Linked DNA regions of Homo sapiens: region 2 is linked to region 1. The links are chromatin loops, found by intact Hi-C in ENCODE. Cell type or tissue: heart right ventricle. All regions are shown on one strand. Each heading gives the region's core, and the rest is flanking DNA. Links, peaks and the distances in the headings are about the cores only.

What was found. Hi-C counts contacts between places; a loop is a spot of excess contacts. Peaks named below come from ENCODE experiments on the same cell type or tissue, not always from the same donor. Only the 100,000 strongest peaks of a DNase experiment are listed, where the experiment ranks them.
Region 2: a loop joins it to region 1, with 4 times the contacts of the local background. A loop is called at or near these places in 29 of 110 quality-filtered maps.

The regions. Positions count from the first base shown.
Region 1 is chr9:72,589,769-72,595,072 of GRCh38, reverse strand. The region is part of intron 2 of TMC1 (transmembrane channel like 1); the gene reads right to left. Among named protein-coding and RNA genes, the nearest start is that of TMC1, 71 kb to the right of the region's middle. RefSeq lists an enhancer at 2,352-2,411. In heart right ventricle, for the core only: a CTCF peak has its summit at 2,143 (motif pointing right); no DNase peak of the experiment used is centred there; H3K27ac peaks cover 521 bases.
Region 2 is chr9:72,036,832-72,042,135 of GRCh38, reverse strand. The region is part of intron 2 of LOC101927108 (a long non-coding RNA gene); the gene reads right to left. Among named protein-coding and RNA genes, the nearest start is that of C9orf57, 21 kb to the left of the region's middle. In heart right ventricle, for the core only: CTCF peaks have their summits at 2,796 and 3,005 (motif pointing left); DNase peaks (open chromatin) are centred at 2,995 and 3,575.

The DNA.
Region 1 (5,304 bases), core at 1,026-3,525:
TCAACATAAAGAAACCCCGTCTCTACTAAAAATACAAAAATTAGCTGGGCGTGGTGGCACACACCTCTAGTACCACCTACTCGGAAGGCTGAGGCAGAAGAATCACTTGAACCTGGGAGGCGGAGCTTGCAGTGAGCCAAGATTGCGCCACTGCACTCAAGCCTGGGTGACAGAGTGAGACGCTGTCTCAAAAAAAAAAAAAAGAAGAAGAAGAAGCAGAGGAGAGCTGCACATTGTGAGGCAGGCAGGGAGAGAATTGGAGAGTATGTCTCTCTCCTTTTCGAATTGTAGCATGCCCCCCAAGTCATTTCAAAATTCCCCCAACATTCTAGGGGAAAATTCATGAGGAGAATATGAGAGAATATAAAATAGATGTGATAGAATATGAAATCAGTCACATAAATTGTGGGACATAGTCAAAGTTTGTGTTTTCTAATTCAAAGTTAAAAAGTCTGATTTCTTTCCCATTATCATAGCGAAACAGGCCATGTCACCCCAAAATTTGCTGATGTGGCATGTTGATTATTTTGAGCTAAAGTCACCTGAGAAACAGCAGATGCCGGAAAGGGCTATGTGATCTGCCCTCTTCTACCTGTCGTAAGCCAAAAAGATTTATTTAAGAAAGTTGCCCTCCCTGTACCAGAATAAGAAAATAACTCTTATCACCATTGACTGGGAGTTGATGCTGCAATGGAGCTGTACAAATAAACTTTCTAAACTATCCCTTATCTTCCTCTATCTTTACACCTCCCTAGTGAATTCCCACAATTTACTGCCACTGGCCCAAACCCCTTTGTCTTGTCAGCTCTTCATGAATTTATGGTTTCTCTGTCTAAAAGGTATTAGAGCTTTCTGCTTTGTCCATTTCTTCAGGTCTTCTGCTGTCTCATGAGGGTCTCCGCGTACATGTAAAAATCAATAAAACTCATATATTTTTCTCCTGTTAACCTGTCTTACAGTGATTTAATTCTTAGACCCAGGTGAAGATCCCAAGAGGTTAGGGAAGAATTTATCTTTCTCCCCAACAATAGAAATTAGAAACAAACTAACAAAGACAACAGCAGAATGATGAGTATACTCTCATACCTCTCCCCGTCATAGATGCAGCCCCTGCCCCTACCATCGCCATATTAGTAACACCATGCCTGGGCAGGAGAAGGGGGCCCTTTGATGGAAGAGCAACAAAGGAGGTCACTGACTGAGGGTCTGCACTTGCCACCAACGAGGCTGCAACACAACCAGCCAGAGATGAGCAATATCCAGTCAGTTCCAAAATACCCTTCAGTCTTTGAGAAGCCTAGGTTTTCGCCTGTTTCCATTTTTCTTTTCTTTTCCTTCTTCTTCTTCTTTTTTTTTTTTAAAATAGAAATGGGGGTCTTGGGGCTGGGCACGGGGGCTCATGCCTGTAATCCCAGCACTTTGGGAGGCCGAGGTGGGCAGATCACCTGAGATCGGGCGTTCAAGACCAGCCTGACCAACATGGAGAAACCACGTCTCTACTAAAAATACGAAATTAGCCAGGTGTGGTGGTGCATGCCTGTAATCCCAGCTACTCAGGAGGCCAAGGCAGGAGAATTTCTTGAACCCGGGAGGTTGTGGTGAGCTGAGATCATGCCATTGCGCTCCAGCCTGGGCAAAAGGAGCAACACTCTGTCTCAGAAAAGAAAAGAAAAAAAGAAAAGAAAAGAAAAGAAAAAAGAAAATGGGGATCTTACTATGTTGCCCAGGCTATTCTTAAACTCCTGGCTTCAAGCGATCCTTCCACCATGGCCTCCCAAAGGGCTGGGATTGCAGGCATGAGCCACCACACTCCGCCAGATTTTTGCCTGTTTCTGTTTTCTGAAATGCTGGTTTTGGGTGGAGATATCTAACTTCCTTATTCCATGTGTTCTTTCAATAAAACTTCTCTTAATTACAGTGACTTGAAGGTTTCTCTCCTCTTTGAAAACTGAACACTATTTTCAATAATTATCCAATTTTTCCAACCATTTCAAAAGAAATTCTATCTTCACTCTAAAGAATTTTACTCACATTTTTAACCTTAAAAAAAATGATTCTTTTCTCCCAGAGCAATACTGTTTTAACAGCCCTGAGCCTAGTCAAGATAATAGTTGTTGTATCACTTACTTCCAGCAGATGGCGCTATTGCTGGTTCACACACCCACTGTCCTAGGAAATTTAATCTCATTACTAAGTAAATACCAACAACTGCTTCACAAAGGTAACTGCTTCTCCCTCTTCCTGAGAACTCATCACAGTTTTAACAACCACCATCTCCCTAACTGACCCATTGGACATTTAACAGCTGTCTTTGACGGTTCCATAAGTGTAAGACATTGAGCATCTGATACCTAGGGATGTTCTCCAGTCACTGCAGGCAACTTAGAATCTAGCAGGAGAGGTGGCCATTTAGCAAATAATCCCACAGATACATAACCATGGCTTTGATTTGTGCTTCAGAAGGAAACACGCACACCTGCTTGCTAATGCCACACATGACCAAGCCTGAGAGGTGGGACCCAAAGGAGAAGTAGGGGGTAAATTCTGAAGGAGGAGGGAGAGGCAGCCTCCCAAGGAGAGCTCACAGCAAGGTGCTGAGGCTGGAGGATCACGGCACCTGAGTGGAACCAACAAAAAGAGGCCAGAGCTTTGACACCAATGATAAGAGTAAAAGAAAAGAGAACTGACTGATGCCATTGATAAGTTCCTGGCTTTAATGATCCCCAAGTTTATATCTGTAATGATCTTCCCTTCCAGGTTCCACATATATGTTCCTGCTTGATGTATCCTCTTAGCTGTTTCAAAGGTAACCCTCAAATATATGTGTAGCTTTGACTTCACCATCTTCTCAGGTCTGTAGGGCTGTCTCCTGAATGTCAATGAATAGTGAAACTCGTCATTTAGTTGTGAAATTCAGAAAACTGTAAGAGTCCTGGAGTTGTCCTTTACCCTGCTGATCAAATCCTGTTGATGTTATCTACCACATCAGATGGTTTTTTTGCTCGATCAGTGATCAGCAAAAGGGCTGTTCTGTGTATTGTATGATATTCACCAGCATCCCTGACCACTACCCACTAGATGCTAAGTGTGATCTCTAAACTAGCAACTAGCGCCTCCAGGTAATTTGTCAGAAATGCAAATTCTCAGGCCCCATCCACGACCTACTAAATCAATGATACCCAGATATCTGCATTTTAACAAGGTTTCCGTGCCAAGGTGCAGTGGCTATAATCCCAGCACTTTGGGAGGCCAAGGAGAGAGGCTTGCTTTAGCCCAGGAATTTGAGACCAGCCTGGGCAACAGAGTGAGACCCTGTCTCTATTAAAAACAAACAAACAAATAGCCATGGTGGTCCATGCCTGTAGTCCCAGCTACTCAGGAAGCTGAAGTGGCAGGATTGCTTGAGCCTAGGAGATGAAGGCTGATCAAGGTTGCAGTGAGCTATGATTATACCACTGCACTCTAGCCTACGCAACAGTGTGAGACCATCTCTAATAAATAAATAAGACTTCCAGGTGATACTCAAATCCACTACAGTTTGAGAACCACTGCTTCAGAAACCCACTGCCATGAACCTATTCCATCACTTCTTACCCGGGCTACTGCAATAGCCTTGTAATTATTCTTCTCCATATTCACACTTCCTTCTACAGTGAATCTCAATCCTGACACACTTTATAACCTACTGGGAGCCAACCTAAACTAATTAAATCAGGATCTCTGTGGGTGACACCAAGGCTTTGATATTGTTTAGAAGTTTCCTCTGGAAAGCCAAGGCCAGAACTACTACTCAATGCTAATCCATTCTGCCTTGCAGCCAGACTGATGTTTAAAGCTGCAAGTCTGGTCTTAAGTAGAGGTGCCACCTCTACTTAAAATTCACCTTGATATAGCCTCATTTCTTAACACCTACAGGGCAAACCAACAAGCAAGGGGCCTGTGTTTAAAGCCACGCACCCCTCCCATCTTCATCACACTGACCTTCTGTCTGTTCTCTGCAGGCTCCATGCTTTGTCCTGCCTTAGAGTCTTGCACCACTGTTTGCTCTCTTGGCCTAAACCACTCTGTCTTCCTCTTTTTGCCTAGGAATCCTCACTTATTCCGCGGATCTCAGTTTCTTCTTCCCTTCCCCAGGAAAGCCTTTCCCAACCTTCCCTCTTATACTAAGGGTAGGTAAGAGTGGGGTAGGGCCTGAGTTTGCCCAGAAAGTCCTGATTTATGCCTGTTGTTCCAGGACAATTAACACACCCTCTTACATGCTCAAAAATGTCCTGTTTGCAACAATAAATTATATAATGCCCTCACCTGTTAGATACTGTCACACACTTTCTCATATACCTCCCCTTTGTGACTCATCACAGGTGCCACTTTACATTTTTTTGGTGACTCTTGGATTCATGTCCATCTTCCTCACTGGACTGAAACAGTTTGACACACAGGAGGCACCCAACGAATATGTGTTGAATGAATGAACAACCTTTTGAGGTGAGCATTAATTAGTGTTCCCATTTTACAGAAGAGGAAACCGAGTCGAAAGAATTTTAAGTATTTGTGTGATTTGCCAAAATCACACAGTTAGGAAATGGTATGGCTGGAATTTGAACCTAGCTCTGGTGTTTTTCAAGATCATAACCATGAAGCTTGGAGAGAGCTCTTTCACTGCCTGATTCAGTGACTAAGATTCTACAATAGCCCAGGATTGAGCTTTGCTCAGTCCTTTTTAGAACTGAACTCAGCTTGAAAGCTACACAATTATTTCCTTTCCATTGAAATTGCAATCTGCTTCAAGGAAATGAAGCTTATGGCTGTCAGAGTATAAAGGGCAAGTGTGTGGGAGAAGCCAGAGATCAAACGGTCAAATACACTTGTTATAGAATTTTTCATGAGCTGAAAATGCTATCATTTGAATCCAAGCTTCTCCCCATTGGATTTTTAAAAACTGAGAACAAAGGGTGAGGGAAAAGGCAGCTGTCAGTGAATAATCAGGAGGCAGATGGAATGGTGCAGGCCTGGGGACAAGGAGGAGAGGCAGCCAAGGGCTGGGACAGAGATCACAAGATAAGTCAGCATAGCAGAAGCTAAGAAGCTGCTTCTCCCTCAGCCCAAACACAGGGGCAACATTGGATACCCTGCAGTTCATCAGTGGGTCCCTCAACTTGCACCAGCTTCCCTTCCTCTTTCAATATAGTAATAGTAAGTTGTAATGCCCTGAGGTCACTTTGTCTCTGATTCTCAGTTTCCTCATCTGCAAAATGAAGAAGTTCCATCTAAACGACCTTTAAAGTTGTTTTTGGCTGTAAAATT
Region 2 (5,304 bases), core at 1,663-4,162, 550 kb after region 1:
TTCAGGAAGGGCAGGACTCAGGTCTGTGTTTCGCAAACATTCAGAGCCATTAGACCAGTCAGTGAAGCTTAATAAAATGCAAGTTTTCAACACCCACCCCCATGTAGTCATGAGGCTGGGCAGAGGGCCAGGTGATTCTGCTAAAAGTAGTTCTCAGACCGCACGTGAAAGAGACGCTAATGTAGACACATGGAAAAAAAAAAAGAGTGCACCACCAAGAGTGCAGCGTGTTCTTGGGGTGAGATATAGGAATGTACACGGATTTATGATCTAAGCAGAGGGCTCATGTGAAAAGTCACAGGATGTAAATGAGAACAATGAGGCCCAATAAAAAAACTCTGGAATTGTGGATAAGAATGAGAAAGCAGTGAGTGTACACATGGCTTTGGTTTTAAAGATCTCCATTTCATTTTATGACTAGGAAGAGTCATAGAAGAAGAAAAAGCCATGGAGAAAGAGAGAAGCAGACAGATGTACTGGAAGGAGAATGAAAAGACAATGGAAAGGAGCAGGGGAACACTTAGGGAAATGCCTTGCCACCAAAGAGCCATGTGACCTTGGGCAAGGACCAAATGTCACTCCCTTCCCTTCCACCGTCTGCAAAGACAGGCTTGGTTAATATTCCCTGAGATCCTTGCAAGCACCCGCTTCCCATGGTTCTCAACAGTGGGAGTTGGGGAATGTAGGGGAAGTTGTCCATGAACTTTGATGGGAAAAAAAAATACTATTCCTTTATTTTCGCCCATTTCTAACTGAAACATAGCTTTTCCTTCCATAATGCATAAAAGCAGCAAGCCATGAAAATATTAGAAGTACCTGTGACTTTGTTACCAAAAAAATAGCAATAAGTTTGTTTTTGGGTTTTTGTTTGTTGTTGAGACAGAGTCTCGCTCTGTAGCCCAGGCTGGAGTGCAGTGGTGCAATCTCGGCTCACTGCAAGCTCCACCTCCCTGGTTCACGCCATTCTCCTGCCTCAGCCTCCCGAGTAGCTGGGACTACAGGCACCCGCCACCATGCCCAGCTAATTTTTTGCATTTTTAGTAGAGACGGGGTTTCACTGTGTTAGCCAGGATGGTCTCGATCTGCTGACCTCGTGGTCTGCCCGCCTCAGCCTCCTAAAGTGCTGGGATTACAGGTGTGAGCCACCACACCCGGCCAATAAGTTTGTTTTATCACAGTTGTGCAGATACCTCCAAATATCATTTATGCTCACCAACACTTGAAAGTTACAGTAGTTATTATAGGCAACACTTTATCTTATTTAATACATTATTAAAGAAGCACATGTATTATATCTTTTAAAAATATTTTTATATTTCTTGGTAATCATATACATACTATTTTATGTATAGGACTATTATTATAGTGGGAGCCTTTAGAATGAAGATTCAAAAATACAGGGGACATTGTCCATTTTATTGCTTAGGTCCAATACAGTATGGACTATGTGGAAATATGATTAGACAAAAATGGAATGATCTAATGCCGATAGACTGAGTAAGGCCTGTCTGTCTAGATTCTTCTTGGCTTCTCTGTGCAGTATTCTTTCCTTCTGTATATGGGGCAGGATCATCTCTGAAATGGGGGTCTTATGACCAAGAGTCAAACAAGATAAGCCAAATAATTTCTTTATGGCCAGTTTTTATACAGAAAGGCAGAGGGGTAGATTAGAGTAATATTTTTAGGTTTTATGACTAGCTTTAGGGAAAAGGAGTTCTGGTTTCACATAACCCAGGGGTCCCCAATGCCAGGGCCACTGACCGATACTGGTCCATGGCCTGTTAGGAACCGGGCCACACAGCAGGAGGTGAGTGTGGGTGATCAGGCATTAGCGCCTGAGCTCTGCCTCTTGTCAGATCAGTGGTGGCATTAGATTGTCGCAGGAGGCCAAACCCTATTGTGAACTGCACATGGGAGGGATCTAGGTCGCGTGCTCCTTATGAGAATCTACATAATGCCTAATAGTCTGAGATGGAACAGTTTCATCCTGAAACCATCCCCACCTCACTCCGTGGGAAAATTGTCTTCCATGAAACTAGTCCCGGTCCCTGGTGCCAAAAAGACTGGGGACCGCTGCTGTAACCCATGTTGGGGAAGAGGGATGTTCGTTTCCTTGGCTGGCCTCAGGGGAGAATGTGACTGAGAGATAGGAGGGCAGGAGAGTGACAGAGAAAAACTTCTGCTTCTGAGGTCTCCATTTTGGGGTATTATTTTCTGAGCCCCAACATATGTGATCCTTCCACATCGTTTCTAACATGGCAGCTTCCAGGTAGCCTGGCTCCTCACATGGTAGCTCGGGGTTTTTAAGTGAGGGTCCTGAGAGAGAGGAAGCCGTACAGAAACTGCACCGTGTTTATGACTGAGTCTTGAAAGTCATATATGTCACTTTCACTGTGCTCTGTTAGTTGAGGCAGTCAGGAAGCCCTGCCCAGGCTCACAGGGAGAGTACCTAGACTCTACCCCTTGTCGGGGAAGTACTAAGCTTCTGGGAAACATATGACCCAAAATGTGTTTAGGGCCATTTCTATGAAATACGGTCCGCTACACGGTCATCTATGGGGCAGATGGTCCCAGGCATAACCAAGGTTCACTCCCTTCTGGATGCTCAGCCTACCCTGAATTTCACTCACAGCTCAACCTTGTCTTCGAATGCCAATCACCCGTTCTCGTTCTCATCCTGCCTGCAGAGCGCATCCAGCCTGTTTCCCAGCTTATTTATGTTGTGTTTTGATCTTGAGCATTTGAAACGTTCTGTTGCAATGATCCCATCTCCAGCTCACTCTCCCTATTTCTCTTTCTGGTAGAACCAAAGTGGGCCTGTTTGAATCTCACCAGCGCATCCCATATTCTAGCTGTCTGAATTATATTTACCTGAACAACTGGCCCTCCCTGCTGAGAACGCGCTAACCTCTGGATCTCGGGCCTGAGGCTTCCCCTAAGCCCTTCAGCACATCCTTTGCCTTCCCGACGCGATTCCCTGAGTGCTTCTGCCATCTGGTGGCCAATTGTGGTAACTGCACTCTACAGTCCAAGCTGATAGTTGCCCTGGCTCTTTTCCTGGACCTATCAGGCCAAGATGTTCTACTTACTGTCTCTTTAAGTCCTGTAATCCCAGCACTTTGGGAGGCTGAGGCGGGAGGATCGCTTGAGCCCAGGAGTTCGAGACCAGCCTGGGCAACATAGCGAGATCCCATCTCTACCAAAAAACAAAATTTAGCTGGGCATGGAGGTGAGCGCTTGTAATCCTAGCTACTCAATAACACGGCCTGTGAAGGAGGTTAGCAGTCTGACTGAGGAGGACAAAGTGTAAAATGTAGGTTAAAAAATAAGGAGTGAAGATGAGGGAAGATGATTCCTGAGTCCTAGTAAATTCACCTGACCCAGTAGGCTACATAGCTCTTAAGTTCAAAAAACAAGTGGGAATTGTGTTTGCACTGTTGAGGACCACAGCTGGATTCTATCCTAGCCACCCAGCTGACTAGCTTGGCAAGTTGCCTAACTTCTCTCATCAACATTGTTGTGATTGTAATATTTACTCATGTAATTGTTCTGATAATTAAATAAAATGCCTTATGAAAGGCCAGACGCGTTGGCTCATGCCTGTAATCCCAGCACTTTGGGAGACCAAAGCCGGCGGATCACTTGAGGTCAGGAGTTGGAGACAAGCCTGGCCAAACTGGTGAAACCCTGTGTCTACTAAAAATGAAAATAAAAATAAATTAGCCAGGTGTGGTGGTGCATGCTTGTAATCCTGGCTACTTGGGAGGTTGAGTTGGGAGGATTGCTTGAACCTGGGAGACGGAGGTTGCAGTGAGCCGAGATTATGCCACTGTACCCCAGCCTGGGCAACAGAGTGAGACTCTATAAAAAAAAAAAAAAAAGTACCTTATGGAAAACACCTAACCCAGGAACTCGTTTCTTGTGAGGACTTGCTGCCTGGTTCACAGATGTTGGCTTCTTACTGTGTCCTCACATGATAGAAAGGGCTAGCCAGTTCTCTGGGGTCTCTTTTATAAAGGCACTAATCCCCTTCATTACCTAATCACTTCCCAAAGGCCCCACCTTCTCATACCATGACCTTGGACGCTGGGTTTTAACATGTGAATTTTCAGGAGACACAAACATCTGTACTATAGCAATCCACATGTCACCAATCTTCTAATATTGCTAGTTTCACACCCTTGGTCAACAAACCATGCCATCCTCCCCTAGCCGGAAGTCTATGCATATCTGAATCTCGGGCCACTTCTTCCATACACAGTGAACAACCAAGTGTGCCGGTTGCAGCTCTGTCCACTGAGAGGATTTCCCCCACACTCTGTCCTTAAGGTCAATACTGAATGAGACTATAATGTGGCAACTGTCCATTTTCTCCTTCCCTTCATATGCTAAGCCAAACCATCTGTGAACCAGATGCAAGAGTTTTCCTCTTCCACCACTGGATCATCCAGAAGCTGTTGTAAGGCCATGTGTGTGAACTGAGGAAGAGGCATTAGTGCCACAAAAGTGACATACCCTCTGGAGCTGCTTGGGCCTGATCCTTATGAACGATTTTTCATCATACAATAAATTACGAAAGTTCCTTATGATTCAGTGGTTATGACGATGCCCCATCCGTGGTGAGCATCTCCATTCTCATCGCCACTTGACAACCTATAGTTAGATACTCAGTCTCTACAATGGCACAATAACCCTCATCGAGCTTCTTTTCCTATAGTGCATGGTTCTCTGCTTCAGAAGGCATGACTGTATCCAGAATACTGTGGGTCTCTGCTGTGCCTCCCCTATTGGAGCTTGCCGGAGACTGAGCAGCATCCTTTCCACCATGGGTACCTCTAGCACCATTAGGCCTGCTGGGTCATTTAGCACAAGACTCAGGGCAGACTGCAGCACGACTCTAACCTGCTATAAAGTCCTTTCTTGCCCTGGTCTCCACTCAAAATTGGCTGCATCTGAAATCCAAAGATGCTGAACAACCACTAATCCTCTTTGTGGTGGAGGGTACACGATGCTATGATTTCTTTCTCTCCTGGAGATATGTGGGTGTCCCAGCATATCTCTAACAACTGGGCCCCTAATAACTTCACCAATACAGCAGCCCCCTGAATCTTTTTCATTTTATCTTGGACCCCATATGTCTAACTAGAACATCCACAGTCTTTGCTACTTTCTGTTCCCCAGATCCAATTAACATAATATCAATGAGGTAACAGACCATCATGATATGCTGCAAAATGTCAAGATGATCAAGGATCATGAAGACTATTTTATTTCAGAAATTAGGATGCTTAATACAACCTTGAT